Regions from separate parts of the Homo sapiens genome. Here region 1 is linked to region 2. A link is an interaction called in ENCODE POLR2A ChIA-PET data of the cell type or tissue named here. Cell type or tissue: GM12878. All regions are shown on one strand. Links, peaks and the distances in the headings refer to the core of each region. The heading gives the core; the rest is flanking DNA.

Region 1 (10,629 bases), core at 2,233-7,232, 110 kb before region 2:
TTTATAGTCCCAGCTCCCTGTGGGGCTGAGGTGGGATTGTTTGAACCTGGGTAGTTGAGGCTACAGTGAGCCATGATCATGCTACTGTACTCCAGACTGGGTGACACAGTGAGGCCCTGTATCAAAAAAAAAAAAAAAAAAAAAGAAAATCGCAGAGTACAAAAACTAAGAGATGCATTCTGGAAAAATAACAAAACGTGCCGCCAGTCCTAACACCTCTATGTTTTGTATTTTAACCCCCTCCTTGGTTAAGTGAAGGGGAAGTGAAGACCACAGTGACTCGTTTCCTTTAGAAACACTGCTTATTGGCCTGACATCATGGAAAGAAATTTCCCCAGCTATTTTGGTAGTGGTGGTAATTCAACCCTGAATGTAAGAACTGAAACCTTCTCCCACATCTGAGGTCACCATAAACCATTGTGCAAGTCACTAACTCTTTGGCCATTTCAAGTCATTGTTTGTCTTTCTAACAACAGTCTCCATAAATCAGTCACTCGGGTGTTCTCAGGCATTGGAATGAAGTGTGAGTTTTCTCATCCTTGGAAATTAATTGAAATCAACCAGGAGGATCAGATGGCAAGGTGATGAAATCAGAGTCAAAGGAGGGATGGACTAAGAAGCGGAGCCTTGGCCTGCATGCTCCTCGAGGCCTCCGGTTCCCCTTTGCTGATGTGCTCTCCCCAGTGCAATTGAGTTTGTTTTCACTTCCTGTTATTCCAATAGGTCATCACTCTTGGTGTGTGAATGTTTGACCTCTCCCTGTTTCATTACCCAAACCACCGCCCCATCAAAACACCAGCAACAACTGCAGCTTTAGGAGAAGGATGCCAAGTTTGATTTGTTTTTTAGGTAAAGAGTCATCTGATTTTAGCAAGATGGTAACCTGGTGAATGTAAAAGTGAAAAGTTCAGCTCAACAAGGGCTATGTTTTTCTTGTAGATGTCAGAGGATATTTTTCAGATGGTTCTAAAGTGGTTTCTTTTCCTCAGGTGAATAGTAATACTTTGGACTATTTTCTTTGGGGTTATGGAGATAACCTGAAATTGCTCTTCCTTTATCTGAGTATGGTTTCCATGGTTGTACATAAAAGATGTGCTGTCATTACCGAAACACATAGAGGAAAATACCTATTTTCACTTGTATCCATTGCATGTGATTTTTTGGCTCTAGTTCATGAAATTGACCTGTCAGTGAAAAACATATTTCACTGGAGAAATGCCTAAGAAAGTGTTGTTATAACTAACATCCTATTCCTTCTGTTTCTACATCATGGAAAGGTGTGATGTTTTCAGTCTATGTTAAACATTTTCCCGGAGGTGTTTTGTACTAAGACGTTTATTCATTTGGAAAATGTTAGCGTAAAGTCCAAGGACTTTAGAATCAGATCCATTCCTCTGTGTATTAACTGGGCAGATTGGCTAATCTTTCTGATCATCAGATTCCAACATTCATAAAGTAGGAAGAACAATGTCTACTGTTCAAGGTCCTTACTGGGTTTAAAGGCAGTGCAGCTAAGGACACTGCCTGGCATGTTCCGGACATTCTTTCAGCCAGTGGAGGTTTTCTAGCCATGTTCTGACTCTTTTTATTTTTTTGGAGACCGAGTCTCGCTCTGTCTCCCAGGCTGGAGTAAAGTGATGCGATCTCAGCTTACTGCAACTTCCGCCTCCCAGGTTCAAACAGTTCTCCTGCCTCAGCCTCCCAAGTAGCTGGGATTACAGGTGCACACTGCCATGCCTAGCTAATTTTTGTATTTTAGTAGAGGTGGTGTTTCACCATGTTGGCCAAGGCTGGTCTCGAACTCCTGACCTCTGGTGATCCACCTGCCTCAGCCTCCCAAAGTGCTGGGGTTACAGGGGTGAGCCACGGCACCCGGCCATTCTGACTCTACACAGTGCTCCATTGAGTTTCTTACCACAGTTGTAATGCTGCTGGTGGTATGGTTACTAATTTGCTTGTCCTTTGCCAAAATTCATTTGGCTATTTTTATCAAGGAACAAAAGGGAGATACGGAGCCCCTCTGCTTTTGATGTGTAAACTCAGAGCCCTGTGATTTTTTAACATAGTTGAGGTGTTTGATATATAGAGTATTTAATGTGAAGATTCTTTTACAATTTGGTAAAATTGTTGTTTTGACTATTGGTCTGTTGCTTGACTATAAGACTGGGTGTTGAAATATCCTTATTCCAATGAATTTAAAAGCCATTTCTCCTGTGATAGAGGTAAATCATTTGAAACTGCACTTATATTGTCTCCAAAGGAATATTGCATTGTTCCTGAAGAAAAATCAGGTTATATTTCTTAGGATTTGGTAAACAATGAAGGTTACCATAGAATTTTAATGATGACAGCCTTGCAACACCCTTATCATTTTTTGTGTCTGACATTTTCTTTTTGGTGGCTTGCCCTGGTGATCTTTGTATCAGTAGTATCTGTTATCTGTGCCTTGTAGAATAAGCTTTCTGGGGTAGATGTTAATATTGAGCTCAGTACAAATTGATCCCATCAAAAAAACTTTCAAAGTCAGTTTCTTTGTTTTGATTTTCATAGTATAGTAATAAAAATGGCTTAAGTCAGGGGATCTAAGGCTGGGCTTGAGCAGATAAATTAACACACTTGTGGGAATTGGCTCTTGTCTTTAGGCGCCTCAGCTGGGAGTCATTTGTTTGGAATAGGCGACATTTGGCCTCTATCTAATAGTGGGAAATGGACGAGGATTTGAGTGGGCACAGGACCCAATGGGAGCAGATGCAGATGCCCACCAGGCTTGGAGGGCTCCAGAAAGACAGGGATGGGGGTGGGAGCAAAGACTGTAATGAGCTCACTCCAAAAGAAACGGGGCAGGCAGTTCCTGAAAGTGAATCGCCAACTGATTGGAGGGCAGTGCAGCTTATTTTAGAAATTGAACACAACTGGGCTCTTTGACAGAAAAGCGTGGCTGGGTAGGGGTGTGGAATTAAAAACTATCTTACCATTGTCCAGTAGGATGGGGAAGACTTGAGGGCAGACATTAGAGAGAAGAATATTTAATTATTTAACATCCGCTGGTATCATAGGGATCAACATGTCCCTTCTCTGTGGAATATAAGCCATGAAGCAGCATTGAGAAGAGATCATGCAGGTCAGACAGAGCTTCAATAAGTACTGTATAAAAGAACAGAGAGCCAAACAAACTGATGCCTCCCTGGATGCTTTTCAAGGGCGTATGGATCCTAGGTATAAAGGTCTCTATGGCCAATGAGTTGTGGGGGATAAAGGCTTTGGATGCCATCCTGAAAATCTTATCCCTGCTGAACCATGGGACCTCAGTGTTGCCAGATGGGATGGCTTCTCTGTGGCAGGTCGGAAATGCATTTGAGGGTATGGGGTGGGAGTGTGCTGCTGAGTTGGGCTCTTAATGGACAGATGAACATCTCACCGAAATTTCCCGGTATTTGGAAGTAATTGGTGACTTGTTTCCATCCTAATTGACAGCCTCAAAACCAAGATCATGTGCATATAGTGATTGAATTAGCCCTTCCTCCCCCAGCCCTACCCCTGCCCCACCCCCAGCATCCCAGATGTTTACTGTAGCTCAGGCGGACTCCAGGGCACTAATTGATGTAAGAGGATAGAAACTCTTGTGTGCCTGATAGGCCGTGAACATCTATGCTTTGTAATATATATGACTATAACCTTCTTAAAGGATTTATGTTCCTTATACAAGAACAAGAGGAAAAAGAAAGCCACTCCCTGATCCCTACTCCTAACTATCAGAATAGTGAATTGGAAAAGGATCTGAGACAGCCCTCGATCTGAACCTCAGTTTTGGGAAGCAGTGACATACCTCTGGGACTCAAAGCAAGTCACTTGGCCCTGCTAGACTTTGGGATGGCCCCGGCACTGTGCCAACTCTTTCAAAAACATTACCTCATTTAGTGCTGAAGCCACCCATGTCTTGCTTTCTTTTGCATAAAACTTGTTGGATGAAAAAGGACCTGGTTAAGGTTTAAAATACGATTTGTAATAATAATAGAATAATAGGCTCTGTGTTTTGAGCACATTCCACATGCCAGGCATGTGATACTTACAATGTATGTTTCCAAACACCGTCTCATTTAATCTTTAGAGTAACCCTATGAGGCAGGTACTGATTGAGGTTGGTAAATCTCAGGTCGTAAAGATAGTATGCCATGTTGTGAAGATAGGAGTAGAAATCTAAATCCCGAATTATTGTATTTAAAATCCAGAGCATCTTTTGGCAAATCTGTATTTTAGCTTCCTAGAACTATACTGAAATTTTTTCTGGAGTAATGAAGTAGTAATGAGTAATGAAAACATTAGCAATTCTAGTCATTCTTCACCACCATAACAAAGAATTCAAGATTTCTTTTTATGTGGATCTCAGAAATCTGATGACATACCTGGAGTGTTCTTCTGGAGGGAATATTTACACTTTACCTTTAGGATATCACACAACTCTCTTGTCCATTTCTAGCCAAGTCCCACAGAAGCCCTGCGGGTCACTGAGCATTGACCCCAGAAGTTAGCATTTTCTTTGTTCTCGTCTTGAAAGCTACAAGCAGATGAAAAATCTTAGATCCACGCATATGTGTGCTGTAGGGCTATGGCTTTCTTTACTAAATGAAGGCATCTTCAAACTTTGAGAAAACACTTTGCTTATGTAGCTGAAATCACATCAAATGTTTGCTTTCCTTTTCTTGTTGTTGCTGCTGATGCTATTTTTCAGGCAAACACTGAGCTTGAGACAGAGAAATCTTCAAGAGTATGTTTCATAGAGGTGTTTCAGCTTCTCTGGCAGAAAAGAACCCACAAGTTCAAAAATGAACATGGACCTCTTGAAACAGACTGTATTCTAGCCCCGATCTCAGGCAGGCTCCTGACCCACAGAAAGAACATGTTCTCCAGTATATCTGTTATCACAGAAGGAGAAAAAAGATGGAATCTGACATGGCTACAGCTTTAGGCAGACAATATTATGTATAAGCATTTTTTTTTTATAATTGACAAAGGTAGTAAAACTAAGAAAGTGATACGCTTCATTCTTTTAGTCATAAAAATGGACTTTTCTTTGGTTACTTTCACTGACTGCTTAAGTAGCTTTCCAAACTCCAAATCCTATTGAGACCTGACACAGAATTGTCTTAAGTTCTTTCTTCTCCTCTCCCTCTGGCATATCAAGGGTCAGCCTAGATGTTCCATCTCAGCGTTCTCCACATCCCTTTGCAGATGGCGGAGGAATGGGGAGGCAGGATCTTCAGTGGTAAAAGGATGTGTTAGTAGAGGAGAGCCAAGGAGAGCACACCCTTATCTGTGCTTGAAGGTGAGAGGGAAGGGGTGGTCAGTGGGTCAGCTCTGGTCCTGCTGAGGATGGCCCCGGTCTCCAGGCAGTGAGGGCTGAAGGGAGGACAGTCAAAGAGAATGGACTCAAGGCCGTCAGAGCAGGGCTGGAACCCATGACTCGCCATGAGTTTACCCGGGCATGTAGGTCCCATTTGGGACAAGGGACAGAACCTTTGAAACCAGCAGATGTCACCAGTGCATACCCAGTGAGCCATGCAAGGTCAGAGGGTCCCCCTTCCCAATGGGAGGATATGTGGGTTGTCTTCTACCCTTTACACCTGGATGCCGTCTTAGGGAGCTGAGTAGGAGAGACCCACTGGTAGAGACAAGGCGTTTCTATCTGGGAGAGACTGAAGACTGCATAAAAGAGAAGGTTCCAATGATCTGATGGAAAGGCCAGGCTGCTAACAATGCATATCACTTTTCAGCACATTTGAATTAAATGCTTTAAGTGGGCAAATGTTGCAGCTTCATCGTAGCTGCTAAACCCAAACAGTGAATCTCCAGCTGATGGATCCGCAGAGAGGAGACAATCTGAGTCCGTTTTTGATCTGTCTAAATTACACAGCAGGACCTGCTTCTTTGCCCACTGTACTCATGTAACCTGTGACCCTGTGACCTGTTTAATCTTTGATTGACCTTAAAGCATCATATGCTAAATGAATCAGTATCTCTAGTATATATTGGATAAACCAGAGGTCTAACTTGGAGACCTTTCTGAGTAAACAGTAAATACCTTTTGGTACACTAAATGTTTTTCTGCAAATCTTCCAGTCCTTTGCCACGGCCATATTTAGCTCCTTCCTTTGTTTCGCTCTCACTTGGTCCCCACTAGTAATCATCTCAGACTTTATATGGAATGCCCCTGCTTTTCCAGTGTGAAATTCTTTTTGGAGGATCTGAAACAAGGAGAATGAGTCACTGACACGAACACATCTCAAACGCTAGTATTATGGCTTTAACCACCTTCCTACAAGCTGCCAGCCCTATGCCTCCAGAAAGCTGTGCGGCTGTTCCCCTGACCTCACACACAGGTCAGCTGCTTGGAGGTCGAGGTCAGGCCAGGATGCGCAAATGAAATTGTGAGGTTCATCTTGCCCTCACGTAGCCCAGAGTAGTTGAGGGAAGAGCTGCAGGTTTGGCCTTGAACTTGGGAAGCTCTGAGTGATCAGCTGGGAAACATGGCCTGGGCACAGCCCTCTGCCTAGCTGTATTACTTAAGGTCCCCTGTGAGCTCCCGGCATCACAAAGTGTAGCAATAAACCATCACCATATGTGCCATGGTACCTCTTAATGCACATTCTGGGAAATGTCTTTCAAGGAACGCTGTTGTACAATGGAATTAATTTTCACAGGTAACTTGTAGGACCAAAAGTTTTATTTTTAAAAAAATGCTCTAAAATTTCCATGACTTCAGCACCTGGAAAAGCTGTAGAGCCTAACGGGGCATCCCATTAGACAGGCCTGAAAAAGAGCAGATGGAAATTCTGAGGGTGAAGTGAAAACAGATGGGAGCTCTGCAGGTGAAACATGAACTTGAGTATTTCAAAGTTCATATTGCTGAACGTAAAATCCCATTAAGTGCGTTCCGATAAAGAGTTAAACTGACAAGCTGCCTGGTGATCTCCCTCCTTGTGAGTTTCCAACGCATTTTGCCACGGACAGTTTCTGTGGCTGGGGTTAAAAAGTACTTCCTCCAAGGCTGCCCGCTCATTTGCAAATGGCAGGTCTTCAAGCTGCACTTTCTCCTGCCTGGGACTCCAAGGTGGCGGCCTTGTAAACAGGGAGACATGGTTCAGCCTCTTTCTTTTTCTTTTTTAGCTGGTTGCTTGTCTGTCCCCTGTAATTTCCCCATCTCCATTTAGACAGCTGTGCACCCACGGAAAGCTGTGCTGGCCAGGCAGGCCGGCTGGTGCTCTGGCCAGTCTGAAGCCTTCTGGTGTTTTGAAAAGATGTCACTTCATCCCACAAATGTCCCCTTCTGTGAAAGAGGCCAAACTGTGTGACACAGCTATCCTCCGCGCAAGAAGGGCCTGGCACTCAGCGTGGTGTTTACTAGCAGTGGGTAGTCCACCACCTGCTATTTCTTAAATGGCATAGAACTCTGCAAGTTGCAGGAGATAAATAGGTTCTAAATTTACTTGAGTCTGTGTAAGTGACCTGAACAGCCCAAAGGGAAGATTCTCTCTGATGAAGGGGCTGGCTCTTCACTTTGGTGCTTGCTTTGTGTGCGCGCGCGCGCGTGTGTGTGTGTGTGTGTGTGTGTGTGTGTGTGTGTTTTAAGAGACAGGGTCTTATGCTGTTACCCAGGCCAAGTGCAGTGGTACCATCATAGAGCTCACTGCAGCCTCAACCTCCTGTGCTCAAGCAATCCTCCTGCCTTGCCCTCCCAAGTAGCTGGGACTACAGGTGAGCACTACCACACCTGGCTAATGTTTATTTATTTTTTATAGAGACAGAGTCTCACTATGTTGCCCAGGCTGGTCTCAAACTCCTGGCCACAAGTGATCTTCCTATCTTGACCTCCTGAGTAGCTAGGAGTACAGGAGCCACTGTGTCTGGCTTGGTGCTTGCTTTATGATGTCAGACTGCAAGGGAGAACTGGAAGGGGAGTTGGGGGTTGTGTCGATCTTTTCTGTCCATTGTCCCAGCTGCTAGCTGCATAGAATCCAACACCAGACTTTCCCAGGAGGAGGAGGATGATATGCATTTATCTAACATCATCTCTCTGGGTTGACTTTCCTGTATTCATAGAGGAAAAGTTTATAGGATAGGGAGTTCTTAGTCAAGTGGTCAGGGGTGGGGAGGTTTGGAGGTGCAACCTTTCTGGTATTTTTCCCAAGAGTCCGAATTACCCTTCTTAAATCAAAAAGCACATGTGAATCCCAAAGGAGCTCAAATTGTAGATGTGGGTGTAGTTTGCTTAATTCACAGGGGCTGAAATGTAGGAGCTCTGAAAGAGTCCCATAAAGGAGTAAAACTCGTGCATTTTTCTGAGATTTTAAATATGTGAGATGTTACACATCTAGATGCTTCCAGAAGCTATGACAATAAACGTATTTAACAATCATGCCAGCAAACAAATGATGCTGGTTTTGCACAACTGGTCCAATGACACCAGGGACACCTGTGGGAGTATCAGCCTTGCTTCAATGTGCCCACAAGGCTGCAGACTGCCTAAGTACTGTATCTGAAGCTCAGTGGTTTCGATGGTATCTTTAGAGCCCAAATTGATTGAATACTCACTCTCAATAAAATAGGAATAAAAATTTGCCTTGTAAATTTGTTGTAAAAATAATGCCTGATGCGAAGTGCTTATTAAGTAGCACTTGCTATTATTATTCAGCATTCTTCAGACTAGAACATAGTAAAAAATTTTTTTTATTATACTTTAAGTTCCAGGGTACATGTTCACAATGTGCAGGTTTGTTACATATGTATACATGTGCTGCACCAGTTAACTCATCACTTGTTGGTGTGCTGCATCCATTAACTCGTCATTTACATTAGGTATTTCTCCTAATGCTTTCCCTTCCCCCGCCACCAACCCCACGACAGGCCCCAGTATATGACATTCCCCACCCTGTGTCCAAGTGTTCTCATTGTTCAATTCCCTCCTATGAGTGAGAACACGCGGTATTTGGTTTTCTGTCCTTGCGATAGTTTGCTCAGAATGATGGTTTCCAGCTTCATCCATGTCCCTACAAAGGACATGAACTCATCCTTTTTTATGGCTGCATAGTATTCCATGGTGTATATGTGCCACGTTTTCTTAATCCAGTCTATCATTGATGGACATTTGGGTTGGTTCCAAGTCTTTGCTATTGTGAATGGTGCCTCAATGAACGTACGTGTGCATGTGTCTTTATAGTAGCATGATTTATAATCCTTTGGGTATATGCCCAGTAATGGGATCACTGGAAATTTTTATTTTTTATTAGTTTTTATATGTTGATGCTGACAAGGTCTCTGTTTGAGATGCACCTAGCTTTGTTTGTTTTAAACCACTTTATTGAAGTATGATTAATGTACTAAAAGCTGTACATATTAAATGTGTACAACTCGATGAGTTCAGGGATAAGTGTGCACCTGTGGAACTGTCATGGCCATCAAGGCCATAAACGTATTCATCACCTCCATCACTGAAACTTTGTACCCTCTAACCAACACCCTGTCCTCACACCAAGCTTGTTTTGAGTATTGAATGTATCATAAACAATCTAACATGTCGAATCATTTGATGGCATTTTCATTTGTTAAGCCTGGCAACCCTAGCCAGATTAGAAGAAGCAATGGCTAGTTGTGGAGTGGCCATCATGTATCTTAGGAAGGCACGTCCCTCAATATGTAGAAGATTTGGCACCCAAAGCCTGGGTAAACCAGTGAAGGGGGCATGCGTGACTATTGGCCTGCAAGCTGAATCCCAGCAGTTTACAATTCTCTGTGCTCTGGAGACTCTCTGTGCTGTTTTGCTTCAAGCAATCTTGTTTAATTTGTACCTTAACAATCTAGAACCTTGCAGGAGGCCATAAATGTCTGGCCTCTGTGAAGTCGAGATGAAACAAACAGCCTCTTTAATGAAACTAGGGCAAGTGACAGAGTTAGAGTTAAAATTCGGCCATTTTTATTCCGGAATTCTTGCTTAAAATATCCAGGGGTAGACATCTCCGAAACCTAAAATTCAGCAGCCACATGAGATGTGGAACATGAGGCCAGTTCATGAGATGCTACTTGGTAAATGGAGAACTTACAAGTCTAGTGATGTATCTGATTATGTGGCTGTGTAAAAATTGCTTGTGACTTTAAAAAAACCTTCTAGGTTTTTTCCTACTTCTAGGTAACAATGGGAAGCCAGGGAGACATTGTTGTAATACCAAAAATGTGCAAGAAATGTTTACTAAAAGTTTTTGTTGAAAGACATTTGTAACAATGAGATTTTCCCCAAGGAGCTGATGATTCAAGTAGTGGTTGTTGTTTATGTGTGGGTACAAAAATCACTGTCACTTAGCTAAAGTTTAACACATTAGTTCAAATAACAAATAGGTCTCTGAAAAAAAAAAAAATAGCCTGGTTTCTTAAATGGGCTTATTTGGGTAGCTGCTGTAGTCTGGTAAGACAATCATAGTGACTTTAGTCACCTGGGTTGTTGCAACAAATTACCGTAGGCTGGGTGGCTTGAACAACACACTTGTTTGTCACAGTTCTGGGGGTTGAGTGGTCCAAGATCAACTTGCCAGCAGATCCGTTGTTTGCTGAGAGCCTGCACGCAGGGCTGCTTCCTGGTGG
Region 2 (10,629 bases), core at 2,877-7,876:
CAAAACAAAACAAAACCTGTTGGGTAAATGAGTCAAGAGTGAAAGAGGAGAAGGGGAGAGGGTGAACCTGAATTAAGCAGCTACTGTCAGGGCCCAGCAGCTGAGCTGGGCGCTCTACTCATGTTTCCTTGTTTCTGCCCACAGCAACACTGTCCCATCGCTGAGCACCATGCACAGCATGAGCATTTTCTCCTGTTCACTGTGTAGGCCCACCTTGCAGGGTGGATGCCATCTTCATTTTACAGATGAGGTAACTGAGGCTCAGAGAAGTCCAGTCCCTTGGCCAAGGTACTACAGACAGCAAATGAGAGGCAATGTGATGTTTCTTAAAGTCTCTGTCTTGTGTTTTAAACCAAGCCATTCTGTCTTTCCAAGATGTGATGTAGCCTCACGGATAGGCATGCAGTACCCAGAGTAGGGGAGGTAGCAGTCCTGTTCTGTGGGGAGAAGGCGGATTTCAGTAATAAGTGCATGATCATGGCACCAGATGGCCTGGGTTCTCTTAAAGCAAGTTTAGCCTAAAGCTACCTCCTTACATATTTAAAGTTCAGTCTAAAGATTTCTCTGTATATAGTGAATTATAACCTACATGGAGGTTTAAACAAACTGTAACCTACGCTTGTGCCAATCACTGAATTCTGGCCAATCAGAGGCATCCAGTTGTTCAAACCGTTTTCCAATAAGGCAAACGCTGAGCTGTAACCATTCCAGCTGTTTGTGTGCTTCCGTTCTGTTTTCTGCACATCACTCCCCTTTTTCTGTCTGTAAATCTCCTTCCACCACGCAGCTGTGCTGGAGTCTCTCTGAGCCTGTTCTGGTTCAAGAGGCTGCCCAATTCGTGAATCGTTCTTTGCTCAATTAAACTCTGTTAAATTTAATTTGGCTAAGGTTTTTCTTTTAACAGTCCTATTGCAGCTCTGCCACTTAGGAGCTGTGTGGCCTCGACCAAAAGAATGAAAAACAACAAACAACCCTCTGTGCCTCAGTTCTTACTTCTCTAAAGTGAGAGCACGAGTAGATAATGGCAGTACCCACCCCCCTGTAGGTTGCTCAGATGATTCATTGAGGGATTTTGTATAAAGCGTTTTCGAGTGGGCCTGGCACCGTCTAAGGGCAGATGTTACTGCTCTGCTCAGACCAGATCCCACCTGGAATACCAGGCCACACACTGCAAGAGACACCTTGGCAAGTAATTTTTCTCAGAAAATGACAGAGCCGGAAACAACTTCCCTGCAGAATCACAGAAGGATCTGAAGGCATTTAGTCCTATGTGATGAGAGCCGCTTAAAAATATTTGAACTAACTTTGCTCTAAGCCCCAAAAAAGAGCAATAGAAGAAAATTAAGATTGCTTTGTTTCATAATCTCCCCCTAAATAATGACATCGGATGTTTCCAGAAGCCTTAAAGCACTGCCTGGCACTTGAGAGGTGCTTCTGGGCCGCCTCTCTAGGATCTTCTGCATGCGGGGCTGTGTCTGAGCATCACAGGCATCCCCATGGTCAGTGTCCTCCAGGCACGATGCCAGGACACTGCTCAGATTCCTCTGGACAGTGACCAGATGCAGGGAGGCAAAGTCACTTGTCTACCTTCATATTAATTTATTCAGAAAATATTTATCGAGTGTCTGTAATGTTCTAGGCATTGTTCTAGGCACATGAAAAAAACAGACACAACTGTTGCCCTGGTGATGCTGACATTCCAGCCAGGGGCAATGGAATCAGGAACCTATCAGCTTGACCTTGACCTCACACATGGGCAATAAATGAACCAAACAAAACCAAAGTGTAAAAACTGAACCTTCTAAGTATCTGACACCTCTCTTTTACTTAATATGCTTTCAGTTGACCAACATCCAGCTAACCTATTGGCTACCAAGCATTTGTATATGCTGTCTATTATTTAACTCTTGGAGTGAACCTTTTGCATAAGTATTAGTCCATTTCACAGGTAAAGAAGCAGGCTTAGGAACTTCCGGTGACTAAAGCGACACCTGGGGATTCAGGCCCAACATGATTTTCATTACAAAGTGCTGCCCTCCAAATAGAAATCAAGTAGGCAGAGTATGTGGCATCCTCTGTGGCAGTTTCTCTATGAAAATTAGTACCTGGGATCCCTTGACATACGGACTAGTCAAGATTTGGCTGTCATCTCTAGACCTTCTGGCATATAAGCATCTGATGGCCATAAGCTGCCCTAGTGGCTCTGAGTGTCTGCACATTCTAGTTTGGGGTACTGATTCAATCCAGTGTCTCTAGGAATGGGGTCTGGGAGTTGGTTTTAAAGCTCACCATGAGCTTTAAAGCTTCTGAGGGATGTAGTGCAGGATTCAGGTAGCATGCATGTGGGTGTGACGGGCCAGGAATGGATGTGGATCTGATTTGAGCTCTGCAAGCCACGCCAATTCTTGGCCTGGTATGGTGAGTCTGTAAGCCCCATGGCTTCCACTTCCTTATGGGTCACTAGAGAAGGATTATGCATTGGGTGCTTCTCGCTGGACCTTTGCTTCTTTTGCAGTTCCAGGTGGGAGAAGCAGTTGCAAAAATGCATGGATTTAGGGTGAATAGGGTCCTTCTGTGTTCTTGGTACAGTTACCTTGAGAAAACTGGTCAGAGGCAGCTAATGCGGCAGTGAAGTCTGCATTGCTTGTGGTACCTTCAGTCCTTATCAAGCAGTGGCTGTGTTCTCAGCTCAAGAACCACTGAGGAGGCTGTCTGATGATCAGAACCGTGTTTCTGCTGTCTGTCACAGAGCCCATCACAGGTAACTCCCCAGGCAAGGTACTGAGGTAGGGAGCACTCATTTCCCCACAGACGGATGGGACAACAGGGCTCTCTAGGGTGAAGGTACTCAGAGGTATAGGGAATCATCCTCTCATGGGGCCTCTTTGGTGGCTGCACATCCTGGGAAACATCCCTCAAGGCTGGAGCCTGCTGGGTTAGTGCCAACACTCACACACAGACCCACTGCAGCTCTGAGCTGCATAGATGCGGGAAGCTGAGCAGCATTTGGGCCATGTTACAGCACACTGGGGTAGAGGCATGGCAGCACGTGATTCTCTCCCATGTCCAGGAGCCTCACATTAGGCAGAAAGTGGAAATTCAGGGCAACACACATCTTACTGGGACATCAAGTCCTTTGCTTGAGACATATGAGTTCAGGTTTTCTAAGACTTTCCCTTTACAATCCTATGAGTATACTTCCTTGGGATAATTTTCTTCAGCTTAGAGCAATCTCTAGGAAACGTTCTTCTGGAGCTGAAGGTTTGTCTTTGCTTTTAAAGTTTTAATCTCATTCTTTTCTCCGAGTCACAGCCTCCTGGTGCCATGAGAAACAACAGTCCCCTTTTTCCTCAGTGGCACTCACATCCTCTAAAGACTTGCAGGCAGAGAGCCAGCAGCCATTTCTCCCTTGGTTCACTCGTTTGTCTGCTTCCAAACTCATCTTTCTCCAACTTAGATACAGTTATTTTACTTTCTTAAATAGCCAGTTCCTTTTAATTAATCTTGGGACTCATCTCCACTCCGGCTGCCTTATGTTGGTAATAGTATAGCACTTTAAAATAGACTAATTTGCACATGTAGACATAGCTATAAAATTCACCCATTATAATGAGGATATATATATACTTCCACATTTATATGCAACACCTTCTGGAAAATTCTACTTCCAGTCTCCATCCCAACCTTGTCCACTCACATCATTGAATGACAGAGGGGCAAACATGTTGAGTTCATACATTCTCGGTCTATGCCAGGAGACAACTGCACAGACACAGTGTTTAAATGTTGGCTCTTGTTATGCAAATTGTTTACATGAAAATGATCACAAAAATCACTTTATTTGATATAGGAAAGAAAAAAAATTTAGTTTGGAAAGTCTCAATAGACTAGAAATGAATTCCTAGTTCTCATAGTCCAAAGAGGAGCCTTCCCTTTTCCATGTTGTTATAGAAATGATTTCAGGATGTACAAATTGGTACAACCAACCAAGCGGGATTATTTGATAAATATGTAATTTCTACAGTGTCATTTGGAAATGATTGCAAATATGTCTATTCAGATAGGAGGAAAATCCTACTCTGAAGACTGTGGTCCTTGCAGTCTGCATTGTAACCTATGCGACATAAAGAGAAAGCCATGTGCTCTGAAAGGCTGCCCTTGAATCCTTGTCCCAGTGGGAATGAGCCAAATTCAGCACCTACCTCATAAAATCTGAACGTGTGTCTCACTAGGGCTGGGGTTTCTGGAGAACCACCCCTATTCACATGGAATGAAATTGTATCGAAGCACTGAAGGGAGAAGAGCCATCTAACATAATGTCCTAATAAAAAGGCCAAGAGGACTGGCCCTTATCTCAGGTATGCACACACATTAGCTCCTGCCATGGGCAACTGAGTGTTTGGGCATTGGGATTAAGGATAAAAAGAAATCATTCTTAATAATGAGAGAGAGTGCCAGGAATTTTTCTTGCCTCATGAAGTAAGGTAATTCGCTGAACTAAGAAATAATGAACAAGACAAACTGGCAGGCCGACCGGGGGGCTCAGACAGGTGCCTACTTTCAAGGAGCCTGTAGGGCAAAGAGGCATCTGCTCCCGAAGGAGGACTTTAAATAGCCATTTGTTACACCAACATTTTTATGAATAGACTGAAGTAGGAATGTGATTAGGCTGGGGTGGGGAATGCGTGTGGATAAATAGCAGTGGAGGAGATGTGCTTTAAATATTCTTTGTGCGTAGGATCTGAGAGTAGCACTGAGGATGATGTTAACCCTTTAAGGAGCCACCTTTTAAACAGATAGCAGTAGACAGCAAGGGCATTTCCCCAGGGGTGGATCAGGCTCCGCTTTGAAAACCAGTCACCCCGATGACTCCTTGACCTTGCTGGGAGAAACAGCCTATTGTACCTGGCCCAGCCTTTCCTGAGAGGATTCCAACTTGGAGGGAAACTCTGTGTAGCAGGTGGTGTCTCTGGGGACCCTGTTTTCATGTTGGGGATGTCCAGCCTTGTATCAGGGATGGTGCTGGCACAACAGCACCTGAAACATGGCCTCCCATAGGGTAGCTACTTGATTAATATCAAGTGAATGAGTGAATGATTTAATCAATGATGTTCAGGTTCATCAGACTCCTTTTGACCTGAGCCTCTGTCCAGAAACCTAAAAATATATCTCATCGGACACTTCAGTAGGCTTGCTTCAACTGTCCCTTGTTCCTCTTTTTTTCTTCAACTTCTTAACTGTATGTGGGTTTGTGGAAGATACAGGAAGAAGGCACACTTCATTGCTCAGCCTGAGAAGACTTTGCAAACCTTTGAGAGCCACCTCTCATTCTACTTTCTCTCCAGTCTGAGCCCTGGAATATGCTGGCAACCCAGGGAGCATCTCTCTGCCCTGTGAAAACTGGGACTAGCAAAGGAGTGGGTGAGGAAGCTGCCGTAAGCACTCCATAACTTCTGCTGGTTCTCGGCTCCAGGGATGACAGGTGGAGTCGTGTCTCTGGGATTTGCCAGGTGGCTCCCAAATCCTGAGTCCTATTTGTCTACTTTAGAGCAGTGAGGCTCAAATTTCAACATCCCAACATACCCCTGAGTATCTTGTGAGAATATGGACCCTGTTCCAGGAGTCCTGAGGTGGAGCCCTGACTTTGCGTTTCTAGCAATTCTGCAGGTGACACTGATGCTGCTGGACCTCCGGCCAGCCTGACTCTGAAGCAGATTGAAGCATGAAGAAGACACAGCCTCTGTCTGAGTTCTTTTTCTTTTTCTTTCTTTTTTTTTTTTTGGTTTTAATAGAGATGAGGTATCCCTCTGTTGCCCAGGCTGAAGTGCAGTGGTGCAATCATAGCTCATTGCAGCCTTGAACTCCTGGACTCAAGCAATCCTCCTGCCTCTGCCTCCCGAGTAGTGAGGACTACAGGTGCATGCCACCGTGCCTGGCTAATTTTTTAAAAAAATGTTTTCGCTATGTTGTGCAGGCTGGTCTTAAACTCCTGGCCTCAATTAATTAATCCCCCAGCCTCGGCCTCTGAAAGTGTTGGGATTACAGGCATGAACCACTGTGCTCATCCTCTCGTTTGAGCTCCTATATCAGAGCAAAACCTCAACACTTGTAAGGATTTATTGAGCAACTTGGTGATGCAAGCTAAGGACTTTGGTACTGACACTCATGGTAACTGCCTGCAGTGTGGCCTTTTGAGGGTGCTGATTTCTCAGTGGAACTTAAACTAATGGATGATGTACCTTCTGATTGTCTCCTGGATGTGCTGCCATTACTCCTTTGGGAGTGTGGACACACAAACACACACACACATATGTGCCCCAGGTCAACTGTTACAAAGCTCCATGGCTATTGGTTGAGCTCAGTGATTATGCACACAATACGCACATGTGCAGGTGCGACCCACAGTCCTAGGACAGGGCCGGCTTCTGGAAGAATAGTGTCTGTGCCTGAAGAGCCTAGCAACTTAAAAGGCTGTTGAGCACTTGCAATACAACACATGACTATCCAGTCTATTAGAAAAAAATACACATGATACCTTTGATTAATTAAATGCTTGATTGATTAAATAACTTTTGGTTTAATTATTCCTACAGGGACTTCTAGGAGAGAAAAAGCCAACCAAGCAAACAAAAACACAAGAATTCCATTCCTTGCCAAAATATTGGCAGTCAGTATTTTCAGGCAGGTGTGCACTGTATGCTTTGCGGGACAGGCTTCCTGTGAACTGATGTTGGGGGATGCTGTCCCCAGATGTGGGAGATTCCATCTCTGTCAGGTCACATGATGATGGACAGCAAGAGTGTTAATAAGAAGCCTAAGACAGAATTCCTAGACAAAGGCAGCCCTCTGCACAAACCCGTTCCTGCTTGGCTAGAATCCCTTGTCACCTTGGGACCACACTGCCCAGGTGTGGCTTTCGATCCCAGGCCTTTGATTACCCACAGGTCTTCCCATTGCTCCTCCCCCAGCACTGAAATCATTTCAGCAACATTCTAAAGTGGATTTCAAGACATTTCCTAAGCCGTCAGGTGCATAAAAATCAGTAAATAATGTGTATGGAGCACTCACCATCTCTGGACGTGATAACAGGTAGAATTGACCTTCTGATGTTAATGAAGTAAACTGCAGTTTCTGATGTTAATGAAGTAAACTGCTATTGGGGTTGGACAGAGGGTTTCTACTGAGAATCCACGTGCTAGCATTCTAAACCACGCACCACCCCGAGAGGAATTCCCGGTAAGCAGTGGGGCTGACTGAAACCCACAATGCTGTCTTTCTAAAGTACAGGCTCCCACACAGACCTGCTTTGCTTTAAACTGTCATTACAATGAACCATCACTTGAAAACCTCCATGATCTTGACAAAATTGGAACAGTGATATAAAAATAAAAGGTCAGAAAAACCATGTATGATAGAGCTGAGCTGGCCTGGTATAGATTTCTTCAAAGACCTCCTTTGCTCACTACTAAAGCCAAGACGATGTGTCAAAGTTGTTTAAGAGAGGAATCATTTTTAATCAATGTGACCTCAGCTTTCCAAGGTGCTTAGGTCTGGGAACACTTAAAGTACATCTGTTATTATTTTGGTTGTGCTGAATTTCTTATTTTATATGGTTTCATTTCAAGAGGGGCTATTTGAGGGAATATGGAGGTAAGCTCTTGTCACCATATTCTGGTTGAGTTTTTTAGGATTATTTATGTCTCTAGTTCTTATTGATATTTCTTGCTTCCATAAACTTGCCTTCTGGTAGTAATTTTACATTGAAATTTTACTTTAGAATCTACATCTCTGCCCTTTGTGATAAAACCTAGTGCCAAATTGTCTCTCAGTGACTTAATTGGTATTAGATGTATCATCCCATCAATCCCCAAATTTAAAACAAATATGTTCCCTACATGTGGTTTTGTACTAGTTCCTTTATGGAGACAATGCATAGAGACCTGGCCCTGCCACCTGTGAGTTTATAGTTTGAAAGTGATGTGAAGGAAACAGAATCAATCACAGACACATTAAACATGTGAACATGGGCTAAATAAAAACTGGAAAATAAGTCAACGGTTGAAGTGCAGACAAAAATGATGCTTATCTTCCCTGTCCATCTTCTCTCCCATTCTGTCATCTAATTCTACTACATCTCTGCCCTTTGTGATAAAACCTAGTGCCAAATTGTCTCTCAGTGACTTAATTGGTATTAGATGTATCATCCCATCAATCCCCAAATTTAAAACAAATCTGTTCCCTACATGTGGTTTTGTACGAGTTCCTAATTCTACTATTCATCTAACTGCCCTTCTCTCTACCCCTTCACCCAGCCATGCATCCATCTATATGCTCATTCATCCATCCATCCACCCACTCAGTCATCCATCCATCCACTCACTCACCCATCCAGTCACCCACCCATCAACCCATCCATCCATCCATCCATCCACCCACCCACCCACCCATTCATCCACTTACCCATTCATCCACTTACCCATTCATCTATCCATCCATCCATCCGTCCATCTGTCCGTCCGTCCATCCATCCATCTGTATGAAGAAGTTCATAGAATAGAAAAGAGTTGGGTTTTGTGTAGCCTCAGGTATTGCTGATCTGGTTTTGCCAGACCTTGAGTGACATAGTATCAATATCTATCTACAACAAAAGCCGGACGGGTCTTTTAACTAGGTACTATATGATCTGTCCAGATAAACGAAGGATAAGCCAAGAAAACACCATAGCAATAACTATACTGGTAACCTAGGTATAGTTAGGGATAAACAAATACTGATTTGTTTAGTCTCACCAAACAAATTGTGAAAACCTTTAGCCACATTTGGTTAAGAGATAGATTTCCTTTTGATTTGGTCAAGGCTATGCTTTGTGGGTGACCTAATTTCTGCTCAAATTGTTTTTCTCCCACTGGGATGTTACTTTCTAGTTTCAAAGCCCTCATCATGCTTTGTGGATGGTCTTTTATTTCTCTGAGTTCACTTGAATTTCAAATCTTGATGATATGCACATTTGGAAATGGCTTTTCCCTGTAGCATGTGCTGGTCAACACCTGAGGCTGTGTATGTTCCTCCCTGTAGTGGGGTCTCAGCCGGCTGCCCTTTCAGTGTTTTGTGTCTGGTGTATGCAAGCTTGGCCCAACAGCATTTTGCTTTTGATGTCTTTGCCATTCTGAGAAGCATGAGAAGGATTGTATTTTTCCCTTTTCCCATCTGCTTTTTGATCAGATGGGTCCGTTCCTGAATGAGGTCTAAATTGAAGAGGGACCCTCTGTTGGATGCAAACATTGATACTAGGGCACCTCCTGTGCAACACTGTCAAATAGCCTTAACGATAATGAGAGTTGGAATGGTCATTGTTTCTGACTCTATTCTCTTACTCAGTGTAACAGCAAATTAGTTCACTTAAGAGCTATCTTGCAAAGCTCTCTTAGTCCTGCTAAACGTGCAACCTCCTAAGTACTAGCGACCTGTTTTTGGCCTAGGTCCTTCACTTTGCTGCAGGAAGTGTGCTTCATCTAGCTCAGCTGGTTTCTGGGCTCAGGCCAGCCTGTGCCTATTGCCATCCTTCCATAGTTACTGGTCCACACTACTTGCCTCCCAGCTGAAAATTATTTTCAATTGTCTCTCTATTGTCTAGACATTTTCCCCTGTGGACCCAAATCTTCTCAGTTTTAAAAGAGATGTGGCAGTAGCTCACGCCTGTAATCCCAGCACTTTGGGAGGCAGAGGTGGGTGGATCACTTGAGACCAGGAATTTGAGACCAGCCTGGACAACATAATGAAACTCCATCTCTATGAAAAATACAAAAATTAGCTGGGTGTGGTGGTGCAGAACTGTGGTCCCAGCTACTCGGGAGGCTGAGGTGTGGGGATTGCTTGAGCCCAGGAAGCAGAGGTTGCAGTGAGCCAAGATCACGCCACTGCACTTCAACTCAGCCTGGGTGACAGAGTGAGACTCCTCTCTCTTTCTCTCCCTCTCTCATCATATGAATTAAACTCTCAGATAGTCTTTAACAGAGGGGTACATGTTCACCTTAGCTACCTATAATGAGACCTGGACCCTAATTCCAGGTGTTTTACATATGGTAGTTTCATTTTGGTTTGAGATAGTTTTCAAAATGCTCTCTCACTGAACTATATGAGGAAGTAAAAAATATATAATAATACTTGAGTGCATCAAATGGCCTTGTTTCCTTCCATTTGAAAATTGATAGCTGAAAAGGCAGCAGAAGTTAAAAACAAAACAAGAAACAACTTTGGACTCAAAGTTACGCTAACCATGTAACTCAGGGCAAATTTCTGAAATCTGCCAGACCTGTGTTATTCATTTGGTAAATGAAGATGACACCACTTTCTACTTTTTAATAAGGTGCTCTTGGACTGAAAAACACTTCGATCCTCTTTAACAATGTGAATCCACTCTTAATTTTATTATTTGTTAAAGCACGTAATTAAATTTTTGTCTAGAATTAGCCATAACCTGCATGCTAACTTTTAAAAGTCGTTGTCTGTTTTACTAAGTGTGTTTTCTAGGTTAATACTTTATTTTAAAACCTGTACTTGCTATTTTATTTTGCATGAGTTTAAATTTTTTTCGCAACTAAAAGGTCAATTATAAAATACTATCCGAGT

What was found. Peaks named below come from ENCODE experiments on the same cell type or tissue, not always from the same donor. Only the 100,000 strongest peaks of a DNase experiment are listed, where the experiment ranks them.
Region 1: POLR2A ChIA-PET joins it to region 2 with 7 read pairs; 1 of 35 experiments calls an interaction of 5 or more read pairs at or near these places.

The regions. Positions count from the first base shown.
Region 1 is chr13:22,114,505-22,125,133 of GRCh38, forward strand. All of the region lies in intron 3 of LOC105370108 (a long non-coding RNA gene), which reads left to right. Among named protein-coding and RNA genes, the nearest start is that of LINC00540, 90 kb to the right of the region's middle. RefSeq lists an enhancer at 350-689. In GM12878, for the core only: no CTCF peak of the experiment used is centred there; a DNase peak (open chromatin) is centred at 7,017; H3K27ac peaks cover 554 bases.
Region 2 is chr13:22,222,857-22,233,485 of GRCh38, forward strand. All of the region lies in intron 1 of LINC00540 (long intergenic non-protein coding RNA 540), which reads left to right. Among named protein-coding and RNA genes, the nearest start is that of LINC00540, 18 kb to the left of the region's middle. In GM12878, for the core only: no CTCF peak of the experiment used is centred there; DNase peaks (open chromatin) are centred at 5,235 and 7,257.